2 separate regions of the Homo sapiens genome follow, and region 2 is linked to region 1. A link is a loop called in an ENCODE intact Hi-C map of the cell type or tissue named here. Cell type or tissue: heart left ventricle. All regions are shown on one strand. Each heading gives the region's core, and the rest is flanking DNA. Links, peaks and the distances in the headings are about the cores only. Region 1 overlaps STK39 (serine/threonine kinase 39). Region 2 has its middle 67 kb from the start of STK39.

Evidence for each region. Hi-C counts contacts between places; a loop is a spot of excess contacts. Peaks named below come from ENCODE experiments on the same cell type or tissue, not always from the same donor. Only the 100,000 strongest peaks of a DNase experiment are listed, where the experiment ranks them.
Region 2: a loop joins it to region 1, with 2.1 times the contacts of the local background. A loop is called at or near these places in 15 of 110 quality-filtered maps.

Annotation. Positions count from the first base shown.
Region 1 is chr2:168,137,632-168,153,413 of GRCh38, forward strand. It overlaps STK39 (serine/threonine kinase 39), which reads right to left. Exons shown (of 18, transcript NM_013233.3): 6 at 3,018-3,127; 7 at 2,658-2,759; 8 at 457-590. Among named protein-coding and RNA genes, the nearest start is that of STK39, 100 kb to the right of the region's middle. In heart left ventricle, for the core only: no CTCF peak of the experiment used is centred there; no DNase peak of the experiment used is centred there; H3K27ac peaks cover 1,409 bases.
Region 2 is chr2:168,306,343-168,322,124 of GRCh38, forward strand. No RefSeq gene overlaps it. Among named protein-coding and RNA genes, the nearest start is that of STK39, 67 kb to the left of the region's middle. In heart left ventricle, for the core only: no CTCF peak of the experiment used is centred there; no DNase peak of the experiment used is centred there; H3K27ac peaks cover 594 bases.

The sequences.
Region 1 (15,782 bases), core at 2,931-10,930:
CCAACAACTTGTTCTGCAACTAACAGGAAGCTCATGCAAAATTCAATAGCTCTGCCTAGTTTAGACTGGAGCTAGCAGGATATTCAAATCCTGAGAGGTCAGTTCAACCTACACAGTGAAGAATATTAGCTCAGCTTCTGAATGCAGCACTGCCAATTTCTTTTGATTTCTGTTTTACTTCATTTCCTTTGATGACAGAGCCCACACTTAACAAGCACAGTGAATCTTGTTAACACCACAATTTTTCCTCTGCCTCTCCTTCGTTCTTCACCCACTTCTTTCCCTCTTGGACCCACACCGTCTTTCACTAACAGGTTGGAAATCTGGGGACCACAGCAGGGTTTCCCAGACAAGAAATACCTTTCCAGTGTCCTCACAAAGCCTTTCCCCATCTACAAACAAAGCTTTGTCATGGCTCAAACCAGGTCATTAACTCATCCACTAAGTTTCACTTACCTTTTGGAAGGATCTTTCTGAAGACACAGTGAAAGTAATTTTCTAAAGGACTTGCCGTACTTTTTCATCATTTCTTTATCCTCTACCCCTGTTTCCAAAGTGGGTGGATCATTTTGCAAAGTCAACATTAACACCTGCAGCAGAAACAAACATGAAGACAGAATCTCAGTATAGCAATTGCTACAATCTAGTTTTGAATTTTTCATAAAAGTGTAAAAAACCATCCTTGATTAGATACAAAGTGCTTTCCCATGATTTTAACTTTGCAGAAATTGTGTATTTAAAGTATTCATTACCACTGCAAATGTGTTCATGCCCCCTTTAACCTTTTTGTTATTCCATTGACAGAACTTACAAAACTTGCTCTATGTGTTAAGAATGATCCCGGACAGAGCTTTCTGGGAACTGGCTCGTGTACTGCCTTGAGGAGCACGTAGCTCCAGCACAGGCTAGTTGGGAAAGCGGGTGGAGGAGAAGAGAGAGGGCCAGCGAGGCAGTGACTGTTCATGTATACAGGTCATTCATAAGTAAGGAACTGCCTGTACTCAAGGCTTCTGTAACACATTACTAGCCCTAAAAATAAAACCACAACATCCCAGGAGGTAACATGATTTCCTTTAAAAAAATGAGAAAACATACAGAAAATTGCTAAAAGGCTTGGCAAAGCTGAGAGAGCAGGACACTGAAGGATAGCCAGAATATAACTGAGTTGCTAAAAACTGTCATCAAATCCAAAGTCCTTGCTGCTTTCGGAGGGGGACAAAACAAAATAAAATACAACTTTAAATCAAAACGGTAAAAATTCCACTCTTTCATACTAACTTCAAAAGTATTTGCTTTAAAAAAAAAGTGGAAAGTGTAGAAAACTACTAGCCTGTACAATCAATAAAACTCATTAATGCATAATTCAGCCTTAATTTATGCAAATGCTATACATGTCAAGCCTCTTTTCAAACACTTTCAGATGTGTGAATAGATGAAGCGTGAAAGTGACGGCTTATTGTTTGTGGAGGATAATAGCCCACAGGAGAAAGCGGGAGACTGGGAACTCTGAAGAAAAGTCCTAGAGGACGTCAGGCTGGGACAAGCAAGTGCGACTTTGAATTCAGGTGGGAAACACTGAGAAGAGGCAAAAGAAAGAAAATGAAGAAAGAAAAACTGAATAAAAGAAAAAATCCTTCAGCATTACTTCAGTGCTTTTTCTCCAAGAGGTCACTTCAATTGTTTACGCTTCAATTTTAAATTTTCTGCTAGCAAAATCCGGTATATGTACCCACACACACACAAATACACTAAAATCCTAACTATGTTAAAAAAAATTTATATATATATATATAAAAACAATAAAATGAATTACACTGAAACCTTAGTAGAGATTGTCTGGTTGATGAGATTACGGATGATTGTTTTTCTTCTTTAGTCTGAGTTGCACATCCAAACTTTCTACAATATGAGTATACTACTTCTTTTAATCAGTAAAACTCACTTTTTATTCTTGGGTTTTTAAAATAAATCCTCCCAAATTTTTCCAGTAACCATGAAACAATCATAGACCATACTCTATGTAAAATAGCATTATAATTTCACTAAACTATTTCAGCCTCAAAACAAAATCCAGTTGGGTAAATAAGCCCTGATACCACTATCTCAGAACTAAGAGAAATAATGAGGTATAAACCAGTTAAAAGAAGAGCAGAAACGTGAAAATAGCATCCTAAAAACACTGTGGCTCACTTATATCAGATCAGTTGCCAACATTACACTATAAGAGCAGGGGTAAAAATGTTGTAGTCCACTTAAAAAGAAAGAAAAAAAAAAGCTCTGAAAATCTGGGAAACCCATTTGCAGAGATGACATCACTATAATCTATTTTGAGATATTCTCTGGGAACCTGGCGTTGTTCTGCTATCAAAAGAGTAATGACCAGCATTTGTCATAGCTATCAACCTCCATCAACCAATCTGATAACATTATTTTCTTAACTCTGTGCTGAGACTATAAAGCAAGCTTCAAAGCTGGGAATTATGCTACTTTTGTCCTATTCTGTCCACTGAGAAAATCAGACAATGTTCAACTTGGCTGCGTTCCTCCATTAATTCTCCTCGGGTCTAAGAGAAGAATGAAGATGTTGAAGAGAATTAGAAAACAGATTCCGTCCAATCACATTTCAACCCCGATGTAGTATTTCCAATTGTAATTACTTTCATGGGAGGATATTTGTGATAAGGCGCTGCTCCTGTTGCTAATTCAATGGCAGTTATTCCAAAACTCCACATGTCAGCCTTGAAGTCATAGCCTCTCACCTAAGAAAGAAAGCAGGAAAAAAACACAATCATACAGCAGGCATGTTACACATCATCAAGTCCATGTCATGTCAGAAATCCACAGCTGTTGATGTATAACTTTCACGTTAGTTTGCTAATTAGCTAGCAATTGAGAATTAAATCTTAGTTACATTATGCATTCTACTAAAATGCTAGATACAAATGAAATGTTAGCATATTAATGATCTGTACGATTGTACTATGTCCATCAAAAAGTCACTTTTTTTGTTTTTTTACCTGTTCCATGACTTCAGGAGCCATCCAACATGGGGTGCCAACGAATGTTTTTCTTACTTTATTTCGGGTAACATCACCCCCTGTTGCTAGGAACGCACTTACCCCAAAATCTGAAAGGGAAAAAAAAATCACCTTTATTTTATGTAAGACATTATTGCTTATAAATTGTGATTTTTTGAGCATGTCTCTTCTTTGTGAGCTTTACAGTGGTGATGAACTATTCCAAACATGTCTACGGTGCTCTCTCAGGAAAAAAAAGGAAGACCTGCCCTCTGCTATCCCCTACACCTTGGAGAATACCATCGCTGGTAATGGGCCACAAGCCTGCCGGTCCAAAAGCTTAGCATACCAAATTAAATATAAAGGGTGTTAGCTTTTAGCTGAGGTATATAAAGATAAGATATATAAAGCCAACATGCCCGAGTATGTCCATATGCAAAAAAGCTTAGTCAGCAAAGACTGATTTTCTGGACAATTTTCATAAGTACAGAGGCAATGGATTGTACAAGTAAATAATATTTTTCTTAACTTTAACTCATTATATATAGAAGTTAATTTTATAAGAAGATGAATTAATTAGGCATACTGTACAGATTGAGCATCCGGAAATGCTTGCGACCAGAAATGTTTTAGATTTTGGATTTTTTCTCATTTTAAAATACTTGCATTATATACTAAACTAGTTAAGTACCCCTCATTCGAAAACCAGAAATCTGAAATGTACCCGTGAACATTTCCTTTGAATGTCACCTCACATTCAAAAAGTTTCAGAATTTGGAACATTTGAGATTTCACATATTCTGATTTAGGGATACTCAACCTATATATACATACAGGCACATGTGTAAAAATTCTATTTGTATGTACAGTACAGAAGGGAATGCCTGGCAATTATTAACGTACTATTCTTGCTTTCATTTTTACACAGTGGTTAAAAGTAGTTGATAAGTTAAAGTACCAATTACTCAAGACTAGTGTACCTATCAATGATAGCCAGGTCAAGGACTACTTGATAGCGAGCTGGTGGGTAGTAATAAAAACAGGTAGGCAACACATCAAAACACCACAGCGCAATGTGCAGTCTGAGCCCCTGCAAATCGCTCTCATACGCTTTTCCTTTGCGAGTCCCCCTTGTTGGCTGTCAGGGTGACAGCAATTACCAAAAAACACCCTCAAGTACAAACCAAGGTCAAAATGTATTAGCATTTGCTGTAGGCCTATAAGGTTAGTTTATGCAATTGTAACTTAATAACATTGTAACTGGTTTCCTGAGTAGAAATACATTGAATGTTGCATTTTATTTATATTTAAATTTACTCATACTCCCAACAGGATTTCAACTACAAATAAAAGGAATGAAAATTGACAAATGGAGTCTTTGTTCCAACTGCTACTCTCATGTTCATATTGAATAAAAGTATATATGTTTAAACTGCTAAATAACTTAATATGCATATATGTTTCCAACTCTAAAGCCCTTTTAATTCTTATACTGCAGCCAGAAAACTGAAGTCTTGTGAAAAGAAATCTCTGGAACCAGTCAGTCTCCTGTGGGTGGGAGAAGATACAATTCATTCTCTTAGAGAAGAGTTAGGTGAATTAAAATATTTGTAAGCATCTACTATATCTGCTGGAAAAAATATATATGATAAAACTTTGAAAGCTACTAATTTCAACTTAATTTATATTTCTAAAAAGAAGTTCAACGATGAATCCAACATTTCATTTTTATTAAAATGATTTTATAATATAATATGAAATAAATACATATCATCTATAAATTAAGGATACAGGTAAAAGCTGCTTTAAGGAAAAATTGATTATTTTAAATGCAATTGAAGCAACTCTGCACCCTAAAGTCTCTTCCTAAAAGACATAATCCAGGTAAAAATCCATAGTTAACATTAGATATATTTCCACTTCCTTAAAAATACTACCTGCTTACATTACACATTTTAAAAAGTTAGAAAACAGCCGAAAAAGATGTATAGTAGCCATTTATTATTGACAATACCCTTTCAATATATCTGTAATGATACATACATTCAGAGCCTCCACTTTGAACACTCACTTTAAAGTCATAAACAGATGGCTAAATGTCTTTAAAACTCAGAACAAAAATTTCAGGAGCAGAAAACAACAATCCTAATATCTACTCCCTCTATGACTACAGAAGAAATATACAATTTGCTCCTATGTACGGCTGATGTGTATACAGATTATATGTACTCAGTAACAGAACATTTTGAGCAAAGTACATAGTGTGCTTATGTTATATACACAAAAAATTGGTATATTATATTGAGATAGCTTGCATATGACAGTTAGAACAAGGTGGCAGAACTGTAACAGTGAAAAGCTGTCCTTGTTTCCTAAGGGGTACATCTATACAGCCAAAGGGAATGCAGCCAGATTCACTTGGGTACAAAACCACAGACATTTCTCTAGAAACACAGAATCAAAGGCTACACATAAAGTTAGCCAGTCCATCTCCCTGCCTCCAGGAATAACTGGAGGATATGGGTAAATGCTGCTTTAAGAAAAACAACAACAACAACAAATAATGCTGTCATCCTAATAACAAAAAGGGTCTAAGACCTTCTGAATCCATCCACTTCTTTGCTCCTCCACAGCCACTGCCTTCATTTAATCCACCACTACTTCTTGCTAAGATTTCTGCAGCAGCCTCCTAAGTTCCCATCTCCCTTCTTTCCCCAGATCCAGGCTCCAGCAACCAGGCCTTTCTATGTCACAGGCCTGAGCCCTCCTTAAAAGACTTTCAGGACAGGAGCGGTGGCTCATGCCTGTAACCCCAGCACTTTGGGAGGCCAATGCAAGTGGATCACGAGGTCAGGAGTTCAAGACCATCCAGGCCAACATGGTGAAACCCCATCTCTACTAAAAAAATACAAAAAATCAGCTGGGCCTGGTGGCACGCGCCTGTAGTCCCAGCAACTCTGGAGGCTGAGGCGGGGGAATCGCTTGAACCCAGGAGGCGGAGGTTGCAGTGAGCTGAGATCATGCCACTCCACTCTGGCCTGGCAAGAGAGCAAGACTTTGTCTCAAAAAAAAAAAAAAGTCTTTCAAGGCTCCCTGTCCCCTCAGGAAAAAGTCAAAATCCTTCAGCATAACACGTAAACCTATATCACTACTCTCAGATTCAGACAGTAAGCTCCAGCCTACTGAATGACTTACTTTTTATTCCCTGATCCCATCACCTCCTTGGCCTCACCAGCATTGCCCTTGCACATGATGCTTTGTCGTCTAGGTACATCAACCCTCCATGCTGAACAGGTGCACCAGCAGAAGGCTTTCTGCATGACCTTGTTAATGACACAGCATCTCCGGCACCCTGGCTCTTGGTGAGTAATTTGATGTGCATTCATCACCTTTGCGTAATTTGATTTCAGTAACATTGGTCATGGTCTAGTTTTGATGTGTGAATGCTACTAAGCCTTGAGGAGGATCTGCAGGTATGGTTATCTGATTTGGAGAGTGGCAGATCTACTAGGAAACATTACAGGACTAATGGGCAAGATCTGAGTGTTAACAGTGATTAGGCCTAAGGCTAGACTATTACCCAACTGTATGACTCCCGAAAGGGACTTAAACTTTCTGGGCCTTATTGGGCTTCTTATTTAGGCCTATTTTTATTTATTTATTTTATTTTTTTGAAACAGAGTCTCGCTCTGTCGCCCAAGGTGGAACATAGTGGCATGATCATGGCTCACTGCAGCCTCAACCTCCCATGCTCAAGCGATCCTCCTACCTCAGCCTCCCAAGCAGCTATGACTACAGGCATGTGCTACCATGCCCATCTAATTTATTTTTATTTTTTGTAGATATGGGGTCTCTCTATGTTGCCCAAGGTGTTCTCAAACTGTTGAGCTCAAGCGATCCTCCTGTCTCAGCCTCCCAACGTGCTGGAATTATAAGCATGAGCCACCATGCCGAGCCTCAATTTCTATATTACTTTCATATTTATAAGACTCATTTTTTTTTTTACCATGTATGACTATTCTTTATAACAACTGTTAGGTAGATCGATAAGCTACTCACTGCCTTTTCATAAGCAAGGCAAGCAGGCTGAGGGGATAAGCATAAATATTTTACAGTGGCAGAGATAAAATAGGAGAAGACATGTTTCTTGACTTCAACAATATTTGTCGGGCATGATAGTTCATTAGGTGGGTGCGGTGGCATGCAACTGTAATTTCAGCTACTCAGGAGGATGAAATGGGAGAATCGCTTGAGCCCAGGAGGTCGAGGACGCAGTAAGCCATGATCATGCCACTGCACTCCAGTCTAGGCAACAGAGTGAGCCCGTCTCAGAAAAAAAAAAAAAAGAATATTCCCACCTAAGTAGGATAAGATGTATAAAATCAAATACTATATTGTCTGTGTAGAAGCAGAGGAGCTATAACCATAATGGTCATAGAAGACTATCTCCAAAGTGGGTCTTGGAGCCAGCCTTCAAGATGAGGTGAAGACTTGGATGAGCAAGTCCAACAGGAAACAAATTCCAGACAAAGAAACGGCATGAGCAAAGCACAAGTGTGGAGCCAAGAAGAAAAACTGACAGCTGCAAGGGTCAAAAACTCAAAACACCTACAGCAGCCAGGCAGGAATACAATGGAGAAAAGAGGGTCCTGAAAAACAACAGCTACAGTCTCAGTGACAAGGGCCCTTGATGCTCAGTCTCTGTGACGGGAGACTTTAGGAGTGCTGGGCCCTGTGTGAAGCCCTGGAGCCCACTGTCAGCACCCTCCCACCAAGGTCCAAGGCAGGCCCCTGCTGCTTGGCACCAGAAGAAAGTTGCCATAGAGAAATGTAGACCCAGGATTGCTGGATATCCCAGTTTTCCCAAAAAAGCCAAACATTGGAATCTTTATGAAAAAGCTCCCTTTCTTACTGTAGTTGGCAACAAATTCATTTTTAAAAAAATAGAAAAGCGATTTCTCCTGCCTAATTTAGTCCGCAAAACTAAAGTCTGCCAACTGTGTGGTTATGATGTCTAAAATGTACCTAAAATACTTCAACATATGCCATGTGATATTATGTTTGTGATACCACAACCTAGGTGGTCAGCTGGCATTCTAACCAAGAATGTCCAGTGCTGGGGGGGTTCTGATAGCACTCGACTCAGGATGCCAGAGGCAGCTGCTGGAAGTATTTCTATTATCCAAATCTAAATATAGATGAGCATAAGCCAGGTGACTGATTGTCCAAAGGGGTTATTATTAGGGAAAACAGTGACCTGTTGAGAGGTATGATACATGTTAGAAATGGGCTTTCACTGCTGAAAATAAAGGTTCTTAGCACCAGAGAGTGGCTAAAATATTTTAGATATACTCCTTACTCTTGCATGAACAGAATAAAACAATCCAGTCCAGTCCAACTGTAGACTATACCCTAGCCAGTTCTGTGGATGGTTGGATTCCTAGTAGCAAGCATAAGGATAAAGCAAAAACTGCATCTGGAATCTTGGCATGTCTGCCTCTAATGAATTTTTCATTCACCTATGAGGAAAAAGAACTGGGATTTCCTTGAGCTTACAGAACAAATTGTGAGAACTGTTTAGGGGCTTGCTTGCTAATGAAGGGCAAAATTTGGTCTGAAAGTTGATTTCTCTAAAACCTGTAAGGGAAGCTGTGGGTGAGTACCCAAGCCTCACCTACCTCAAACTTCTACAGTATCTGCTATTCTCTTTGAAAAGGAACCTGAGTTGTGCATGAACAACATTGACTCTCTTTGATCAGAGAGTAACGGGATCAATGTTTGAGAGTTCAGAGCTTCCTAAAATGTAGCTACAATGAGTTAAAAGAGACACTGATGCCTAAGTGGCTGGGTGGGAGTCTGGAGCAATAGGAGCCCCCATAGCTTCAGGGGACCCTGAGAGTTCTTTCCTACAAGCAGCTTCTTTTCCACAGAGGCCATTATTTTTAAAAGCAGGGAAGTACTGGGTGAGATTGTTGAGGGGCCCAACCAACCACAGAGTCTGAGCACCAGGTAAGGGAATTTGTACCTGATTCAATTAACAGCTGTTGTTCCCTCTCTCGTTAGAGAAGAACAACATTTGGAAAAAGTGACCATGCAGGGATGTTCAAGAAAGGAAAAAGACTAGAAGCAGAGAAGACCACAACCATAGCCCAGGAGCAAAATCAACAGAGCCTGTATATGAATAGAGAGGTTGGAAATGGAGAGGATTAGACCAATTCTTAAGAAAATACGATGATTTAGTAGATATTGGAATTAAGAAAAGAGGAAGGAATAAAAAGATTAGATGACTTGCCAAGGAACACACAGCAAGTTATCGAAGGTCTGAATAAAATTCACAGTCCTTCAGAAAGGAGTCAGCCACTTAGCCCTAGTCTCCTCTTCCGGAAAGTTCAGTGTATTTTTCTTTATTGAGAAGGAAATGCAAAATGCAATAATGGGGTTAAGATTCCGCAACTCCTAAGCTCTTCTCTGAGTAAAGATCAAGTTGTGATTACCCAACACAGAAAAACTGGTTTGAGGTTCACTGGTTAATCCTAAATGTCATATTTATATCATGAAAACCTATCTCTTTATAATTTGGTTTGATTCCCAGTTGTTGTTTTTTTCTCATGAGAGACTCTCAAGACTTGACTGACAAAATTGAAATGTTCTTCTAAACACCCGGGAACATTTTCAGGGCTGCCAGCATCCGGCCTTCCCGAGTCCCACAGGTTTCCTTAAAATGTTATACCACCAACGTTGGATGATTAAAGAAGTACATTGTGACTTCAGTTATGCAAACTGTATAATAATGAGTAGAAAACAGAAGCAAATATTTTCTTAATTCTGTTGGGAACAGACTAAAGAGAGCATTTTTTTTAACCATGTATTTCCTTATTTTCATATTATTTTTGTACTAGGATGTGTGTCAGTGGTGCAGCACCTACTTATGCCCGGTACACATGGGTGTGCACAATTGTGTACATGCACGGAGTGGGTTTAGATACCACAGGCTAACAGAGTTTTGATTTAGACATAATCCTGGCCTTGCAGTGAGAGCTAACATGGGGGAATATATTAACTAAAATAGAATGACTATGACATGACCTAAACAACATAAATACAAGAAACATGCTAATGGGCCCAGTATACTACACTCAGCACTAAAAGCACCATCTTCTGCTGCTAATTCCCAGGGCCCTTTCACCCGATTTTCTTGGTGAAAGAAGAAAAACACAGACCAGGGAAAGTCAGGGCTTTAGCAGTTAGCAGTTACAGAATCAGAGGCATGCCTCTTCCAACTGCAATCCAGACTTACTTATTACATCCAGATTAATCTTCCTAAAGTGCAGTTTCTGATCATAGCACTCTCTGGTCAAAATCCTTCTCCCTCCAGGGCATTTGAGAATAACAAGAAAGCTCATCCTAGGCCATAATTCAGCATTTATATGGAAGCCAACAGGATTCTAGTATTGTTTCCTTCTGATTGCAATGCTTATTCAATTATGGTATACTTTAGCAAAGTGCTTTCGCTCCCTTAACTGACCAAATCACCATTTCTGCTTTAAGTTTATGTATAATTAAATCCAGCCTTTGGATACTAATACTTCTGTTTGTTTTCTTTTTGTTTATAGAGGAAATAGGCACAACTTTTTTCCTGGAGCCTGACCATCATCAGAATGTCACCAGACCTCTGGGCACTGAAAGCCAACTCTGAGTGCAAACTGGGAGGGCCACCCCTTCCCTCCAACCTACTAGGAAACCCTGCAATCCAAAGCAGGAGAAAGCTTTCTGCTGTCCTGACTCAAAGGAGGCAGAGGGATAACTTAAGTCTTCCAGGTGGACGTTGCGCTTCTGGGCACCTGCGCTGTGCTCAGCAGAACACAGCATAGCTCAGAGCAAGAAGAAGAGCAGAAAGCTCAGCAGGACAAGTCAAGATGCAACAAGACCGGCAGCAGCAGCCACCCACACTCACTGAGCTGGCTTCCTTCTTGAAATAATGCCACTTTGCACATAGGAGTAGTTTTCCTTCTATTATTATAGTGGTATTCCAGCACACCCACGGCCAAAGAGGCCAGATAGCAACGTGTGTGATGTAACATATGTGGCCCCTATTCAGAGGCATACTGTGGGATCCTGATTCTAGTAAGTCTGCCATCAATAATCCCTAAAACTAACAGAAAGAAGACAGGCTGCAAGGGAAGACACAGTGCATACAAAGGAGCCATGTTTCCGCTCCAAAGAGGTGCTTTAAAATTGAACAGGCCTGAATGTTAAGTCCCAATGACACTCCCTGCTCGTTTCCTTCTTTGAGCAACAGGTCCTCAAGCTTTACCATGAGGAGCTTAGAATATGATAACTTCTCAGTATCAGTTCTTGGAGCACACACTGTTGGCTGACTACCCAACATCCATATCCTGTTCTTTCCTACCAGAATCTTGATTTTGTTTGCCAGGCCTTGGGAGATTCACCTTATTGATATAAGCCAATAATGGCATATGGTTCTTTTTCACCAGTGAATGGTCTGTGGCTCTGCCCTAGTCCTGACCTGTAAGATCCAAAGGTAGTAATACAGTACAGGCCCTTGCAGTGAAGTTTTTCTCCTGAATAAAATAACCATCCTACAGGGCTCCTTTGCTCCCCATTCTCCTTCCTGTTTGAGAATGGTCATGTGAAGAGGTGATGCTGGCAGTGATGACAGCCCATGAAGATGTGATGTATGGGAGTGATACAGCCCATGCTGGCAGGTGCTGCCCAATCCCCACTGGCAGTGCAGAAGTGGAAGAAGGAAAGAGTCCATGACCTCTGTGACATCTCTAGGTCCCCTGCACCAACTATGAAACCAAATGCCCAGACTTCTTGCTACGTGAGATAATTAACGTTTCTGCTGCTTAATCTCCTTTCAGACCAGTACTCTGTTATTTGTACCCAAAGCCTTCTTAACTCTTACAGTCTCCTGCCTTTCCTCAGTCTAGCCACACTGATTCACACTTCCTGACTGCTAAGGGTTAACCATTGCATCAGAGGCCAAAGTCACTGCAATCCCCAAAAGGACTTGGTAAAAAATTAGCAAGAAAACCGTTTAGCACACAGTGCAATTTTGGATTTTAAAACAGCTCCAGTATCAAGCATGGCTTTTCATGCCAGAAGCACAAATTAAAATAAGTAAATGCAGAGGCATCTCAAGGGGGAAGAAAACATACTGCAAGAAGAATCTAATTCGCTTTTTTGCCAGTAGTTGCTGCTGGGGCTATATTTACATAAACCTACACCAAAGAAAATAGCACACTTCTAGGAAAATAGGAAACAGAAGTAAGTTCGACATCCTAGTCTAGACCCTTGTAATTCAAAGTGGGGTCCATAAACCAGACCAGCATTACCTGTGAGGCTTTAAATGCAGAATCTTGAGTCCCACTCTAGACCTACTGAATCAGAATCTGCATTGCAGCAAGATCCCCAGCTGACTTGAACGCACATCGAAGAAGAGAAGCACTACTCTAGATTACTGTCCTCCTAGCAGGCACTATGGCGTGATTCAGTGGGACTGGAAGATCTCAATGCACAGCCAACTCCACAGGTTCCTCTTTCACCTCTCAGATGAAGAGAACCATGGCAGTCGAGGAAGCGTAGCAGGAAAAAAGTAGTTAAGTGTGCATGTTCATGTATCTTATGACACAGTTAGTCCAAGGGCAATTCTAAAAACATAAATCATATCCCACACAGAATTGTCTAACCCAGCGATTCTCAACTATGTCTCATATGTGCAGTAGAATAAATTCATATACATGGCACACCTCTTTGGGAATACACAGATTTTTATGAAATCTTTGTTAAGTGCATGAAAATAATTTATAATCACAATACTTACTAACAGTTTATCAGTAACAGTTGCTCACTGCAGGTGTGATGGTACTGGGAGAGAGGCTATAGGTAAACATGATTCTTTGCACAGATTTATGTGGCACTACTCCTTTCTCTCTCATTTGTGAAAACCTCTAATGAATTGTGTAAGGGTGATATCAGGTTGGTGCAAAGGTAATTGCGGTTTTAAATTAAAAGCAATGGCAATAACCACATTACCTTTGCACCAACCTGATATCATATTATTAGAGTGATAACCTTGAATCTGCTTACCTTTTAAGCAAGTCAATAAATATGTTGGCACTTTACTATTAGTAATCAGTTATTCACACACCACTACATATTGGGACACACCACCCATCTTGCTTGGGAGAGAACCTGGTACCCCAAGAGGAACCATGTAGAACCAAAGAGGTTCTTCTGACACCCTCACTCCCACCCAATCCCTTCCCCTCACCCCACATCAGGCTCCTGGTTTTCATTTCTATTTATTCCTTCTTGAAAGCAAATGGTGCTCAATGGCCTTGTTTGGCTCTATATGCCATGGGCCCCAACCATGGCATGGTGTCCAAGTCATTCACAGTCAAAAAAACATAATCCTACAGTATTTCCTGAGTCTAGGCCCTAGAGAGTCACTTATCAAATGCTCTAGTCACTTATCAAATCCATCTTCCCTATCTATTAATGAGGGAGCAGTAGTCATAACCTTCTTTGAAACATCAGAGAATGACAGTTTCACAGCCTTTTCTGACAACAAAAGAAGAAATCATAAGACAGTCCATAAAGGTAGAGTTTCATCTTTTAAAATAAAAGAAACACAAAGAAGCAAGCCTTCCCATGACTGGGGTCTCATATGTAGACTCTTGACATTGCCATCAACCAGTTTCCTTCAAATAGGCTACATCCTTTGCACCTTCTACAAGGAATCAAATCAATTCACGATAGAAAAATTGAAAGAAAAATTCAGGCCAGGGACGGTGGCTCACTCCTGTAATCCCAGCATTTTGGGAGGCCGAGGCAGTCAGATTGCAAGGTCAGGAGATCGAGACCATCCTAGCTAACACGGTGAAACCCCATCTCTACTAAAAACACAAAAAATTAGCCAGGTGTGGTGGTGGCACGTGCCTATAGTCCCAGCTACTCGTGAGGCTGACGCAGGAGAATCGCTTGAACCCAGGAGGTGGAGGTTGCAGTGAGCCGAGATCACGCCACTGCACTCCAGCCTGGGCGACAGAGTGAGACTCGGTCTCAAAAAAAAAAAAAAAAAATTCAACAGGATTCTTGGTAAAAACACAGAAGCTGCTACTCCCTCCCCAATTCCTCAGCCATTCTCTCAATCAAGACACCACAGGCTTAAAAGGGACAAAAAGAATAAGTGGTGGTCAATGCCAATTATATTTGGCTCAAAGTTCAGTTGACTGATACAGTCAATTAGCCACAGCAGTGGAGAGGACCAGTTGAACAAAATGGCAAACCACAGATAATCTGCCCATCTATGTCAGAGCTACAGAACCCTTGCCCCAAAGCAGGTGAATTTTCAGTAAGAAGTAGAGTCACTGGTCACACCTGGAGCAGCAACAGAAGGGAAGGCTGGAGCAGGAGTCCCAGCCCAGATGTGCTGAAGGTTCCAGGCCAAGAGACAGCTTTTTCAAGAGTTCACTAGTGGTCAACTTTCTATTAAATAAGATAATTACACTGAACAAAGGAAAAACACAGATAATTCCCACACCACATATCCATTCTTCCCTGGATCCCCAATGTGGGGTGGGAGGACTATTTTTAAAGATGCTCTGGTAAAAGCAGCCACAGGACAGAGGCTTGGCTTACTCTCCTCTCTACACCCAAGACAATCCTCTGATTTGAATTCTTCAAAACAGTACTGAGAATGTCTTTAAGTGACTGCAGCTAATGAAGGGTTATTTGAACATTTTGATGCAAGATAGGTCCTTGGAGAACATCTTGTCAATCTTCCTTACTTTACAACGGAAGGAACTGAGCCCCGGCGCTCCTCAACCGTCAAAAGGCATAGAGTTAAGAAGTATATTGGTGGGGTAGGGGTGAAACCTAATGGCAAGAAGCAAAAGTGAAGTCTGAGGAGATTTGAGAGTGAAGTGCTTTTATGACTTTCAGAATGACCTTAAACAAGTCCACAATTGCTCAGCAGTCCTCAGATGCTTCATCTGAAGGAACTATTGTGCTGAACTGACAGAGTTGCTGTAAGGAGAGCACCAGGTAAGTATATTATACAGGTATTATTGTTTCCCAAGCCAAAGGCAAGCTTCTAAAGTCAGCGAGGGCTCCTGGCCGGCCATATCCGCAGAGACAGGCATGAACAACTTAGATCAAATATTAATAAGTCTAAATTTCCAATGCAATATTCATATACCTGCAGGTGATCTTTTTTAAACAAATCTTCACTCAACCAGCACTACTATCAGAAGCTTCCATTAAGCCACAATAGCCCATCTGTACATGTTAAAAATATGATCCCTATGGGAGAAGATTAAAATAACACAACTCCAGTTGCTACAAGTATTTAAGGAAACAATGCACACCATTGTTTTACAAAGTTTTCAGAAGGATTAGTTGAATCTTCAAAGAATCTGCAGATTTCCAAATCTGTGATAAAAGAAAACCTCACACTGAAAACTCCTAACATTAAAGAGTCACTGAACTATTGCTCAATATTCTTTTAATCTAAATTTACTATATAGTCAGATGTTTATTAATTCATTTGACAACTATTTGCCAAGATCTTACTAAGTGCCACTTCCAGTTCTAAGTACTGGGACTGTAGACCAGAAACCCCTGCTCTCACGGAGCTGACTTTTAAGTTGGGGCAGGAGTAAGGGGGAGAGGTAAATACAGATAAAAGCAAAATTACAAAATATAATACATAGTAGTAGTTCTCAGACTTCAGCCTGC
Region 2 (15,782 bases), core at 5,001-13,000, 170 kb after region 1:
GGTTCAATCTCGGTAGGTTTTATGCATCTAGGAATTTATCCGTTTCCTCTAGATTTTCCAATTTATTGGCATATAGTTGCTCGTAGTAGCCACTAATGATACTTTAAATTTCTACAGTATCAGTTGTAATGTCTCCCTTTTCATCTCTGATTTTATTTGAGTCTTCTCTGTTTTTGTTTTTTCTTTGTTAGTCTGGCTAAAGATTTGTCAATTTTGTTTATCTTTTCAAAAAAACAGCTTTTTGTTTCATTGATCTTTTATATTGTTTCTTCATTTCAAATTCATTTATTTCTACTCTGATCTTTATTATTTTTTTCACCTAATTTTTGGTTTTGTTTGCTCTTGCTTTTCTAGTTCTTTAATATGCACCATTAGGTTGCTTATTTAAATTTCCTCTTTTTTGATGTAGGTGCTTAGAGCTATAAATCTTTCTCTTAGCACTGCTTTTGCTGTATCCTATAGGCTTTAGTATATTGTGTTTCCATTATTGTTTGTTTCAAGAAATTTTTCCATTTCCTTCTTAATTTCTTCATTGACCCACTGGTCATTCAGGAGCATATTGTTTAATTCCCATGTGTTCATATAGTTTACAAAATTCCTCTTGTTGTTGATTTCTAGTTTCATTCCATTGTGGCCAGAGAAGAGGCTTGATATTATTTCAATTTTTTGAATGTTTTAAGACTTGTTTTGTGACCTAATATATGGTCTATTCTTGAGAATAATCCATGTGCCTGAGGAGAAGAATGTGTATTCTATAACTATTGGCTGAAATATTCTGTAAATATCTATTAGGTCTATTTGTTCTATAGTGCATATTAAGTCTGATGTTTCTTTGTTGATTTTTTCTGTCTGAAAGAGCTGTCTAATGCTGAAAATGGGGTGTTAAAGTCTCCAACTATTATCGTATTGAGGTGTATTTCTTCAGCTCTAATAATATTTGCTTTATATATCTGGGAACTCCAGTGCTGAGTGCATGCATATTTACAATTGTTATATCCTCTTGCTGGGTTGACCCCTTTATCATTATAATGGCCTTCTTTGTCTCTTCTTACTGTTTTGTTTTTGAAATCTATTTTATCTGATATAAGTATAGCTACTCCTGCCTCTTTTTTTGGTTTCTATTGACATGGAATATTTTTTTTCATCCCTTTATTTTCAGTCTATGTTTATCTTTATAGGTGAAGTGTGTTTCTTGTAGGCAACAGATCATGGGGTCTTTTTCTCATTCATTCAGCTACTCTGTGCCTTTTAGTTGGAGAGTTTAGTCCATTTACATTCAATGTTATTATTGATAAGTAGGGACCTACTTTTGTCATTTTGTTATTTGTTTTCTGATTGTTTTGTGGTCTTTTCTTCCTTCTTCCCTTCCTTCTTGTGAAGGTGATGTTCTCTGGTGATAGGATTTAACTTCTTGCTTTTTCTGTGTGTGTGTATCCATTGTATGGTTTTCAGTTAGAGGTTACCATGAGACTTGCAAATACTATCTTATAACCCATTATTTTAAACTGATGGCAGCTTAACATTTATTGTATAAACAAATAAGCAAAAACCAAAACAAAACAAAGCAGAAACTCAGTACTTTAACTTCATCCCCCGACGTTTTAGTTCTTTGCTGTTTCTCTTTAGGTCTTATTATGTCTTGAAAAGTTGTTGTAGTTATTATTTTTTATTCGTTCATCATTTAGTCTTTCTACTTAGGAGTAGTTTATACACAAGTACAGTATTATAATATTCTGTATTTTTCTTTTTAACTTTCTTTCTTTTTTTCTTTTTTTTTTTTGAGACAGAGTCTTGCTCTGTTGCCAAGGCTGGAGTGCAGTGGCATGATCTCAGCTCACTGCAACCTCTGCCTCCTAGGTTAAGCAGTTCTCCTGCCTCTCGAGTAGCTGGGAGTACAGGCATGTGCCACCATGCCCAGCTAATTTTTTGTATTTTTAGTAGAGACAGGGTTTCACCGTGTTAGCCAGGATGGTCTTGATCTCCTGACCTTGTGATCTACCCGCCTTGACGTGCCAAAGTGCTGGGATTATAGGCATAAGCCACCATGCTTGGCCTGTATTTTTCTTTAAGCTTAATATTACCGGTATGTTTTGTACCTTCAGATTTTGTTTGTTTGCTTGTTTTGAGACAGGGTCTTACTCTGTCACCCAGGCTTGAGTGCAGTGGTGTGATTATAGTTCACTGCAGCCTTGACCTGCTGGGCTTAAGTGATCTTCCCACCTCAGCCTCTTGAGTAGCAGGGACCACAGGCACACACCACCACACCCAGCTAATTTTTGTATTTCTTGAAGAGATCGGGTTTTGTCATGCTGCCCAGGCTGGTTTCAAACTCCTGTTCTCAAGCAATCCACCCACCTTGGCCTCCCAAAGTATTGGGATTACAGGTATGAGCCACTGTGCCTTACCCAGATGATTTCTTATTGCTCATTGACATTTCTTTTTTTTCACATTGAAGACCTCCCTTTACCATTTCTTATAGGATAGTTCTGGTTTTGATGAAATCCTTCAGGTTCTGTTTGTCTGGCAAGGTCTTCATTTCTCCTTCATGTTTGAAGGATATTTTCACCAGATATACTATTCTAGGATAAAAGGTTTTTTTCTTTAGTGCTTTAAGTATATTATGTCACTCTTTCCTGGCCTATAAAGTTTTCACTGAAAAGTCTGATGCCAGATGTATTGGAGCTCCATTGTATGTTGATTCTTTTCTCTTGCTGCTTTTAGGATCCTTTCTTTATCCTTGACTTTGGGAGTTTGATTCTTAAATGCCTTGAGGTAATCTTCTTTGGGTCAAATGGTGTTTTATAACCTTCTTGCACTTGAATGTTGATATCTTTCTCTAGGTTTGGGAAATTCTTTGATATTATTCCTTTGAATAAACTTTCTATCCCTTCCTCTTTCTCTACCTCCTCTTTAAGCCCAACAACTCTTAGATTTGTCCTTTTGAGGCTATTTTCTAGACCTAGTAGGCATGCTTCATTCTTTTTTATTCTTTTTTTCTTTTGTCTCCTCTGACTGTGTATTTTCAAATGGTCTGCCTTCAAGCTCACTAATTCTTTCTTCTTCTTGATCAATTCTGCTATTAAGAGACCTGATGCATTCTTCAGTATGTCAGTTGCATTTTTCAGCTCCAGAATTTCTGCTTGATTCTTTTCAATTATTTTAATCTCTTTGTGAAATTTATCTGATAGAATTCTGAATTCCTTCTCTGTGTCATCTTGAATTTCATTGTATTTCTCCAAAATAGAAATTTTGAACTCTCTGAAAGGCCATATATCTTCGGTTCTCCAGAATTTGTCCCTGGTGGCTTATTTAGTTTGTTTGGTGAGGTCCTATTTTCCTGGATGGTCTTGATGCTTGTGGATGTTTTTAAGTGTCAGTTAGGTATTTATTGAAGTCTTCACAGTCTGGGCTTGTTTGTGTCTGTCTTCTTGGCAAGGCTTTCCAGGTACTCAGAGCAACTTGGTCCCCAACCCCAATAACACTATGGTTCCTGCAGACTCACAGAGGTACCACATTGGTGACCTTGGATAAAATTCAGAAGAATAATCTGGATTACCATGCAGAGACTTTTGTTTTCTTCCCTGACTCTTTCCCAAACAAATGGAGTCTCTCTCTTTCTCTATCTCTGTGCTGAGCCACTTGAAACCGTAGGTGTGGTGATATAAGCACCCCTGTTGCCACCACTGCTGGGACTGTACTTTGTCAGACCTGAAGCCAGCACAGCACCGAGGTTACCCAAGGCCCACTGTAACCACTGCCTGGCTACCACCTAAGTTCACTCAAGGCCCCAGGGCTCTGTAATCAGCAGGTGGTAAAGCCAGCCAGGTTTGTGCCCTTCCCTTAAAGGCAACAAGTTCCTCAAGGCCCTGGGCAGGTCCAGAGCTGTTGTCTGAGAGCCAGAGATTGGAGTAAAAAACCTTAGGATTTTGCCTGATGTTCTTTTTTACTGCAGCTAAGCTGGCACTCAAACCAGAAGAGAAAATCCTTCTTGCTCTTCCTTCCCCTTTCCACAGGCAGAGGAGCATCTCCCTGTGGCCACTGCCACCACAGGCCCAGAGGTGAGGGGTGTATTCTCCCACACCACTGCAGATGTTCACTTAAAGCCCAAGGGCTCTTCAGTCAGTTTGTAGTGAATGCTACGAGGACCAGGACTCATCCTTCAGGGTAGTAGGCTACCCTCATGCCCTGGGCAGGCCCTAAAATGCTATCCAAGAGCCTAGGCCTGGACTCGAGGACTGCAAGAGCCTGCTTGTTGCTCTACCCCACTGTGGCTGTGCTGGTACCCAAGGTACAAGACAAAGTCCCTTTTACTTTCCCTCTGCTTTTCTCAAATGGAAGGAGTCTAAAGGAGTTTTTCACTGTAGCTGTCACACCTGGAAATGTGCCACGTCACACCTGAACTCAGCACATTCTCAAAGCCCAAGGCCCACAGTGTACTACTTGGGTGTTGCTGCTGGTTATTCAGGACCCAAGGGCTCTTTAGTCAGCAGGTGATTAATCCTTCCAGGACTGAGTCCTTCCCTTCAAGGCAAGGGGTTCCCATTTTTCCAGTGGGTTCCCAGAGTGTGTCTATAAATGTCCATGATCCAGGGTCTGGAATGGGGGGATACCTCATAACTCTGCCCAGTGCTCTATCTTACTGTGGCTGAGCTAGTATCCAAGATACAAGATGAAGTCCTGTTTACTCTTTTATTTCCTCCCCTTAAGCAAAAGGAAGGAGTCACTTTCATTGCTGTGAGCTGCACTGCTTAGGGTTGAAGAAAGAGTGGCACAAGCACTCTTTTAGCTGTTCCAGCTGGTGAGGTACCAGGTCACCCTAGTCCTCTTCTCTGAGCCCAGCTCAACACTAGGAGTTGCTTAGGAATTGCAGGCCTCATGTCCTAGACTGTCTTTCAAGTTTACCTAAGACCCAAGAGCACTTTGGCCTGCGGTGGCAAGGCTTGCCAAGAAACTCAAGTTCTGACCACCAGATGGGCAATTCCCCTCTGGCTAGGTCTGGTCCAAATGTCCCATCCTTGATCAGGTGCTGGCTGAACCCAGCATGGTTTTGTTTTCCTCTATGACAGGGCAGCAGTGAGTTCAATGTAAAGTCCTCCAAGTGCACAGACTCTCCACCCTGCACAGCTGCTGCCCAGGGATGGGGGAGGGGTGGTGTTGGTGATTCAAGACTGTCTCTCCAACTCTCTTTAATGCCTCTTTTGGTGATATGATATTAAAACCAGGTACTATGATTTCTCACCTGATTTTTGGCTCTTGTGACAGTGCTTTTCTGTGTGCAGATAGTTGTTAAAATGTGGTGTTCCTGCAGAGGAGACAAAGGGCATAGGCTTCTATTCTGCCAGCTTTTTCTGCCTCCTGGAGTATTTCTAAATGTGGGCTATTTATACAAAAGCTCCGGGGTGAGCTATTAGACTACAGCTGCCTATGTTCTTTATCTGTGCTGTTTAATATGGTAGCCACTAGCCACATGTGTTGAACACTTGAAATGTGGCACATGTAACTGGGAAACTGAAAATTAAATTTTACTTAATTTTAAGTAATTTCAATTTTACTTAATTTTAAATAATTTAAATTTAAATAGCACATGTGGCTAGTAACTACTGTATTGGGCAGATAGAGTATTGGCCTTAATTATTCCTTAAGAAAGAAATTAACCAAACTTCATTTCTAGAATGAATCTTTTTTCCTGAACTCTGAGTTTAAATGTCAGTTTAATAGACTCCTCTTTAAAAAAACAAAACAAAGCAAAACACTCCATCTGGCATTTTTTAAAAAAACTAAAAAGATGTGTTTTTGTTCTTTTATCAAAACAAAAGCTTGCTATAAACTTGAGAACCAGATATTTTTGCTGGATGAGCCTAACCCATCAGCCATTCCCCCTTCCACAGTGTGGCTTTTATAAGTTAAACATTTGCAGTGGTAACATAAATAATTTCTCTCCAAAATTAACACACACTGAATTTTGAGTGCAGAGAGACAGTCTCCACACTCCACCCCTCCTTAACCCATCTTTCTGTCAACATGACCTGTCTCACAGAGCTGTTCCATGAATTGATTCATTTATGAAATGTGCTTTTTTTGCCCTTAAAAAGAAGACCTTACTGTGTATAGAAATTGAAAATTAAAAATAAATGTGAACTCACTTGGTTTCTTCAGACTATCTCTTTGATAACTTGCCTTCAACTAAAACAGGACTGAGTTTGGTTAATAGTCTTATCCAACAGACTCTGGTTTTTGTCTCATCCCAAAAGCTAAATATATATATAAAGCTCAATCATCTTTATAGGAGATACTTTAATTTACCACAGAGCCACAGTTTTACCCACAGTTATTTTTAGAAGCACACTCATATTGGACAATTGTATTCTCTGCCACAAGAACTAAAGTTAGGTGCCAAAGATTCGTTTTTCTTCTCTGACACTCACTGGGCACACATTCTCTAAAATTATTTTTTGAATGTCTGACCACTCAGAAATAAATCCAATGGCCAAATATAATTTTGAGGTAATTGAAGTGAATCTGGAAAGAAAAATGATTCGTTTTTGATTCTGTGATAAAAAGGCTAAGATATTTCATTTGGAAAATAACATATTTAGGAAGTCTAATTTGTACAACTTGTAATAAAAAGGTCTTTTAATAAACAATTGACATACCTGGGTTTTAGTAAACATACTTTAAAAACCGAGTCTGGAAGAACATGTTTGAAAAGAATTACAATTTAAATTTAGTTAGTGGTTTGTACAATGAAGTATTTTCCACTCCGATGAAAACTTACAGCTAACTTAAAAAAGAATATGATATTTTCCCCCAGACTCTCTAATATAGCGGTTTGAGAGATTTGTCACGAGTGTAACAATAATTTATTCAAGAATACAAAGCCTATGCAAGTCTATATATAGTCTAGAAAAGTATCATGCAAAATCATGTTTAATTTAAAATGCCTGCTACTGAAGAAGGAAAGTCATATATCAGAAATGTACCAAGGGGATATGTGAGTAAACAAGTGCTATGAAATTCAGGCCGATGCCTTAGGAGTTTTCTCCTGTGAGTTTGAATATTAAAAAGAATTATGCACTGAAGGAAGTATATTTGTTCCAAAAGTTAATAACAGTGCGTGACTGGCTTGGTCTCTAAGTCCAAAATAAGATCGATTAAATCTTTCATCCATACAATATGGGTAAGGACAAGTGCATGAGAAACACATAGATATACATTATTTATTTCTATTGTACTTAGCACAGTGGGATCTGTGCCCTTTAAAAATTAACTACTTAGACACTGAGGTGGGTAATTTGAAGTCAGTGATGGATTTCTTTTACAGTATGTTTCCTGTCTTCACCAAAGAAGTGATAGGAATAAAGGAACTCAAATAATAGCAAGAATTTTGCCTAAGGGGTAAAATAAGCTTCCTAAATGAAGGAATGAGGTATGAAAACAATTCCCTGATAATTAGTACAATCTCTTTTCCTAAAATATTTTAAAAATAGGGTATTCCTCATTTATCTGGTAGTAGTGTCTTAAATGTAGCTTCTTTGGAAATAGGGGCCCTACCTCAACTAAGGCTGTGAGTTGCCTGCATGTGCCCATTAAGTCTGGGATACAGCTGTTTCTTTCTATCCATGCATATTAGTACTGTGTACCTTGCTTTGCAACTGAGGCAAAAGAGCTCCATATTCATTTGTTGGATCAAATGAATGAATGCAGAAACAAAGAAGTTAGTTTTTATTGCTACATAACAAAAATACCCCATATTTAGCAGCTTAAAACACAAACATTTACTATCTCATAGTTTGTGTGGGTCAGGAATTCAGGAGTGGCTTAGCTGGGTGGTTCTAGCTCAAGGTACATCATGACATTGTAGTCAAGGTGTTGGGCTGCCGTCATCTGAAGGCTTGAGTGGGGCTCTAGGATCAGCCTCAAGATGGCAGACTCATGTGGCTCTAGGCAGGAGGCCTCAGTGTTTTCTGGTAATTGGCAGGAAACTTCATTCATGAGCATCCTCACCACATGTAGCAAGCTTCCTCTAGAGCAAGTGATCCACAAGAGCAAGTTAGAAGACATAATGTGTTTTATGACCTAGTCTCGGAAGTCATGCTCTGTCATTTTGCAACATTCTTTTGGTTATGCAAGTAAGCCCTGTTCAGTGTGGGAGTGGACTGACCACACAAGGGGTATGAATACCAGGAGGTGGGGATCTTTGGTTTTCTTGGAGTCTGGCTACCATAGAAGGGTTATTAGAACTGCCAATAAAGTTATATGTTATAGGTCTATAGTGAATCTCAGCTTGAAAGTGAGTTATAAGTTGTGTGCTTATCTGTTAGATGAATCCTTTCCCACCCACTATCTTGGCTGCCTTTCCTTTTCCATCCTGGATGTGGCTCTAGGCAAATTTGTGAAGTTGCTACTCAGTATCTTCCTTTACATGCTTTAATTTGGCATACAGATCCCTTTCTCCCCCATCACTGAAGGCATTCCATGGCAACGCTCCTCTTATAGATTCTTTCTACCAAAATGTACTTGTTCTTTCATTTTTCAAGGCAGCTAATCAAATCTCTATTTCTGATTAATAGGTACAAATAAGCTAATGTGCTATACCATCCAGTAACCGAAGAGCCATTTTAAGGAATGTCATGAGGATGGACTGTGAAGTTAGGCTGTCTGTGTTCAAATGACCTCTCTAGCTGTATAGTTGCTATGTCTTTCATGCAAGTTTCTTAAATTATTTTTGCTTTGTCTGTAAAATAGATGTGATCATAGAAGCTATATGGTAGGCTCTGATCAAGCCTATTGCATTGAAACCTCAAGTAAGCCCAATGATATAGTAAGAAACAGAACACAGGAGTATGTAAATGTGGCCCAATAAGAATTTTCTCCTATAGTGTTGAAGTGGGCCCTGGAGAGCTGATAGGGCCCCTCCCACAGCTGAAATGGTATGAAGATAGTGAGCCTGTAATTCTGGGTCTCTCTGACTTTGTGAAGTTTTTACGTTGTTCAAACTGAATGTACTTCTTTATTCTAGAAACAAAAAAATGTACCCCAAAGTCAAGTCCACTTACGTCCTCCGCATGCCTTTTTGGTGGTTTGATTCCTATTTTATCTTTGTGGATAGAGCCTTGTTTATAGTCCTTGATAATTCCATGGGCTGAGCAATGCTCAAAAATGTCATAACACACATGGAGTGATGAAGGTCATAGTTGTAGAGGGGGTGGAGCAATACCCAGAGATTTATCTTGGGAGCATGCAAATCTCTAAAGAATCTCAGTGGAGCAAGACCCACTGTGCATGACTAGCTTATGACAAGGGTCTCAAGAGGCATTGAGGTAGTTGGAAGCATACACTAAGGTCTTTCAACTGTAGGAGTGTGGGAACCACAGGGACACTTATTAAGGAGCAGGAGGTATACACAATGAAGAAAGAGGTGGAGATCTCAAAATCAGATGTATCTGGAATTAAGCCAGAGGAAGTGGAACTGTGTGAGGAAAAATGAGAAGGAGTCAGAATGTCAGAGTAGAGGAGTAAAGGGTGAGCCCAGAAGCAAATGGATCATGCTTAGAACATGAACTTGTCCTTAGAACAGGAAGGCAGGAGAGCAGATCACAGGGTGAGAAAAGAAACCACATTGCCAAGTGCCAGCCAGAGTAGCCAAATTTGGACCTTCTGCTGCTCAAAGTGGCTGTCCTTGCTCAAGCCGCGTAATAAAGAGGGTTTAACAGATGGGATAGGTGGAGGAGTTGTAGGAGGAAGTTTATAAGAGGAGGATCTTTTTTACCCTGAAGGCAGCCCTCTGTAGATAGTTGACTACTCATCCTGATGTAGTTTTGGCCCTGTTTCTCCCTTGCATTTCCATTAAACATTACTTCAGTCCAGCTACTGCCCTTGCCAGAATCTCAGATATGACATCATGTTACTGCTTCTGTCACCATGGGATTCTGAAAATATTTATTTGCAGCCCTCAGAGATGGAACATAAAATCAATAAACATTAGGCTCCATTACAGTCTCTGAAATATGTCACCATAAGAAATATGTGAAGAATTTGCTTTTTATTAAAGACAATGGAGAGAGTTAGACTATAGACTGGGTATTAGATAATATTAAGTAATAATTGTTCATCTTTTTAGGCATGACAATGATATTGTGGTTACCTTGGAAAATATTATTTGTGTCTGAAGTTCTAGAGGCCTAGTCTAGTGTCTGGATGCAATTTCACTAGAAGATCCCCATTTTGTAATTGTATTAGTCTGAAAACAGTCTGCTACTATAATTGAATATCACAGACTGGGTAATTTATAAAGAAAAGAAGTTTATTAGACTCCCAGTTCTGGAGGATAGGAAGTCCAAGATGAATGGTCTCCATCCAGTGAGGGCTTTCTTGCTGCCTCATAACATGGTGGAAGGGCAAGCGAGCACATGGAAGACAGGGAGTGTGATGGGGGGCTACACTTATCCCTTTATCAGGAGCCCATTTCTATGATATGTAACCCACTCCTGCAATAATAGTATTAATCCTTTCACGAGGGCAGAACCCTCATGACCTAACCACCTCTCAAAGGTCTCACCTCTCAATACTGTTACAATGCCAATTAAATTTCAACTTGAGTTTTAGTGGGGACATTAAAACCATAGCAGTAATGATTTTTGTCTGCAAATTCTTTCCTGTGGAGGTGACACCATATGTTTGACACCCTCATACCAGCATAGCCCTCATCCGTATCCACTTATCTTGTCCTGCCTCACCCTCTAACTATCAAGATCTTGCCAACCTTCTAACTTCTGATGCTATTATCTGATGACGGCATTGTTTCACTCCTTAGACCTGAAATTGGGCACTATATTTCTGGCTTCAACAATTTTCTTCCTCCTCAACTATAATATAAGCTCCCCTTCTGCCTAAATGACATGTTTTCCTAACATATTATCTTTGGATCTCACATCTTGGTTGTGTGTATGTAGTGTCCTTGATGGATTTGTCACTAACATGAGATTAGATCTTCATATTAATTACCATGTTGCCTTCCCTGAAATCTGTCTGAAACATGTCAGCTTCTTTTTTCTTATTTCAAAGTCCATGTCCCTCTTTGGACCACTCACTATGTTTGTTTTCTAGCTGAAGGATGCTTCCTATACTTACTGGTTGAGCAGAAATGACTGACATGCACTGAATCCAATGAATGACCAAACTTATGCTAGCTTGGAAAGTCAGCCCCATTCACATCTCTTTAACAACTTGTCAGTCACGTAACCTCAGATTCCCACTTGTATATTCTGGCTTTGTATATTATCAAATTATGCCATAACTCCTACCAAATGCTTTTATAATTTACTGTCTAATAGAGTATACTTCATGGAGTACCTGGTTTGGTAAACTTTTGATCCTTATAAATCCATGACTTAAACTTCCAAATTCCAACATAAAATTCAAGGAGTTATCTAAATCAATCACTTACATCAAGTGTAGCAAATCCTTTACCTTGTTATTAAACAGCATCAGGGCTCACAGCATGATACCCCCAAAGTGTGGCACCTTGGCATGCTGAGTACTTTGAACTGAAGGATACTGGAAGGACCTCAGAAACAAGGTATCTTTGATCTTCTGTCATCCTCCTGTTTTCCACCCCTCTTTCTTCCTGGAAGCGAGACATAGGAACCAGATTCCTCTTCCCCATTGTAGGATATAGAAACCAGAATTCTCCTCCCCCAGAGCAAGCCATAAAGCTTAGAAAGGTCACTCTCTCCCTTCTCCTTTCTCTCTCTCTCTCTTTTTTCATTATTTTATTTATTATTATTATTATTTTTTGAGACAGAGTCTTTCTCTGTCACTCAGGCAGAAGTGCAGTGGCGCTGTCTCAGCTCACTGTAACCTCCGCCTTCTGGGCTCAAGCAATTCTCCTGCCTCAGCATCCTGAGTAGCTGGGATTACAGGCACATGCCACCATGCCTGGCTACTTTTGGTATTTTTAGTAGACACAGGGTTTTCCTATGTTTTCCTGGCTGGTCTTAAACTCCTGACCTCAAGTGATCCGCCCGTCTGGGCCTCCCAAAGTGCTGGGATTACAGGCATGAGCTACAGCAGCCAGCCCCTCCTTTCTCTATTGAAGACCCTCATTCCAGAGGGCTTCTGCCCCCTACCCAGGAGGAAGGAATGCTACACAGAGAGGCCAAGATGAATCTGGACAGGCCTTTCTGGGTTTCCCCTCTCAGTCTGTTACCATTAGATCACACCCTTCTCTCCAACCACATTTCTACAAGGCTGTCCATCCTTCATCAAACCTATGTATAAAAACAGACAGTTTTCCCTGGGTCTTTGGGTCTTCATTTCGGAAGGTTCCCATGTCATGTAAAACATTAATTAAATATGTTTGTTATGCTTCTCTCTTGTTAACCTGTCTTTCTTATAGGAGTGTTGGCCTTGACCCTTATGACGGGTGAGGAAGGTATCACACCTTTCTGCCTCTACAGTAGTAAACTCAGAAACACAACAGCATTTTGGAGTAAGTAGTGACATTTCTAGGAGTTGCTATAATTTATATTGACAACTTGCATTTGTTCTTCATTTGGCCAGATCTCAAGCAGTACCTGTGGTTTCATTCAATTCCAGGCTCACCCTCATGTTGTATCCTGGGTCTCCTTGGTTCAGTGAATGGTGATCTTTGGAGTAACACAAACTGAGGCCCAGGGAAAAAGAAAACTCGTACTCATTTTTAGGAACCCAGGGAATGGCTTATATTTGACCCTAACTGAATTCAATTACAAATATTTACCAAGTTTATTTGGTCTATAACTTACTTTACTAGATGCTACAATACTGGAAGATATTTTTTTAAATACGAGAAACAGTCTTTATCCTCAGAGAGCTTTCACTTAATAAAAACTTACACATATAATTATAGCACAACAGAGAAAGGTAAGAGGTCTAAAAGAGCCCAAAAAGGCCCCAAGGGGTTTGAAGAAAGGAGACATTTAGGCAGCTGAGTAGAAGGAGGATGGTGTGAGGCTGTGTTTAGCATAGGCCTACAATAGTAAATGCAATTTTAATGGAAGCACTAGGAGAGGGAAGGGTGTTTTCTAGGCCAGGTATTGGCAAACTTTTTCTGTAAAGAGCCAGATAATAAATATTTTAAGGTTTATGGCTCACATTCAGTCTCTGTTGCATATTCTTATTTTGCTCCTCTTCTACCTCTTCCACTTTCTTCATCTTTTAAACAGGTAAAAACCATTCATAGCCTATGGATTGTACAAAAACAGTCTGCAGATCAAATCCCACTGGACATAGTTTGCTGACCCCTGTTTCAGGCAGTATGAGCAAAAATGAGGATGTGGAAAGCTCTAGTGTGTTTCCTTTGGCTGAAGTCAGTAAAAGTTTTGGGGGAGTGTGCTGGGGATAATATTGGAAAAATTGGTTAAAGCTCAATTACGCAGATACCAGTGTAAGTATATCAGGCAAGAGAGAGTAGCTGAAGGTTTCTAAGCAAGGAAAATATGACAGAGCTTCAATTTAGGAAGATTAATTTGATGAGCGTATGTAAGAGGGAATATATGGGACATGCTGGTGGGGGCAGTACACAGGGAAAAACAAAAATGGTCTGAAGCCTAGGCGCAGTGGCTTATGCTTGTAATCCCAGCACTTTGTGAGACCAAGGTGGGTGGATCACCTGAGGTCAGGAGTTTAAGACCAGACTGGCCAACATGGTGAAACCCCATGTCTACTAAAAATACAATTATTAGCTGGGTGTGGTGGCGTGTGCCTGTAGTCCCAGCTACTCGGGAGGCAGAGGCAGGAGAATCGCTTGAACCTGGGAGATGGAGGTTGCCATGAGCAGAGATTGTGCCACTGTACTCCAGCCTGGGCAACAGAGCAGGACTCTATCTCAAAAAAAAAAAATGTGGTCTAAGTTAGAATGATTGTTATGGTAATTGAAAGGTAGAGACAGGGAAAGGGACCAGGTGCCTTCTTATTAATATTAAAGAAAGATGTAAGCATATTGTTATGAAAAGTACATTTGCATTTGCAAAGCAGGGCACATGAATGCAAGGAACCAAATGAATCACCAATACAGTCATTAGTAAAACTAGATTTCACAATGTCACTGTCAAGTTTTAACTTCACAAACTGGAATTATGATTCTCAGGCTGCTGGAATGCAGCAAGTTGACACCTGGCCCAGTAAGAGTCTCTCTGAATCCTCCTATTTGATGATCAACACAGGATTTATTACAGGACTGTTTGTCATCAGAGATGGCCATGTCTCAAGGGAAAAGCAGATGAGAATGATGTATACAAAAAGATTTGGAGGGAGAAAGAAATTCAAATTATTTCTTAAATAGGAAAAAGAAAACAACTCAAGTTAACATTATTGGAATTAATTCACAAAGTTAACAAACTTATGTTCTCTTTTGCAAAACTGCATAGAAAGAATGAATACAAATTGAGACCTTGCAAGAAGGTCTGATATCTTCAAAGGACAATCTGTCAATCCCAGTGTTCTTGGAGTCACCCATTTTCCCTTCTAGAAGGAAAAGAAACCAGTGCCAGTGCTGTTCTGTTATCACCTATATTGTGGTAGAGAGAGCATACCTCAAAGTTTGAAGCTTTGGCATGCTGACTACTTTGAATGAAAAGAAATTGGAAGGCCTTAGAAGCTGCCTTAGAATCAAAAAACTTTCTAATCTTCTCGTTTCCTCCCCCACCCCAAGCACAGGGAGGGGATCTCTCTGGAATTTTTTTAATCTAAGGAAATTTCTTTCCAAAAGAAATGCAATTGTCTTAAGACCCTCTCCCTAGTAATCTTGTCAAATAACCAGGAAAAATTCACCACCAGAGAAGAGAAGAAACTATTAATAACAGTTGTCCACACACCCTGGCAGACTTTTCATTTATTTTTCTAAGAGAAGGTTTGAAAGATTATCTGGGAGACTTTATCTATATAATAAGACACCCTTTGTTCACAGTGCAGTTCTGCCCCCCACCTTCCCATAACTTGCCAGTCTCATTTAGTTTATTAGAAGAATCATTTCCAAGACAACATCTGCCTCTTGAGTCCATTCATTCTTTCTAAAAGTTATTTATTACCTTTTAAAATTGCCACATTTCCCTCTTTTCTCTCTCTTCTATTGTAATTACCCAATGGGTTCTTTTTGCCTGCTGCACAGACAGATAGAGTCAAATTTACTGAAGAAGCAATATTGCTGCAGAGAAAGAGTTTAATGGAGGGTCAGCCATGTGGAAGACAGAAGTTTATTATCCAAATCGGCTTCCCTGAAAATTCAGAGGCTAGGGTTTTTCAAGGATAGTTTGGTGGGTAGGGGTCTAGGGGGTAGGAAATGATGATTGGTTGGGTTGGGGATGGAATCATAGGAGGCTGAAGCTGTCTTCTTGTACTGAATCAATTCCTGGGTGGGATCAGAAGACCAAATAAGCCAGTTTCTTGGTATGGGTTACCAGTATGGGTGGCAAAAGCTGTTCCATCAGAATGCAGTGTCTGAAAAATACCTCAAACACCAATTTTAGGTTTTAAAATAGTGATGCTATCTACAGAAACAGTTGGGGAGGTTACAAATCTTGTGACCTCTGGCAACAATGGCTGATTATCCTTTAACTACACCCGTATTTTAGCAGAGTTCAGGCCATTCCCATAATCCTAGTCTTGTAGCCTTTCATTGGTTTTATAAAGGTGGTTTTGGTCCCCAAACAAGAAGGGGGCAGTTTTGGGAAGGGCTATTATCATCCTTGCTTTAAGGTTAAACTAAAAACTAAATCCCTCCCCAAGTTAGTTTGATCTACGCC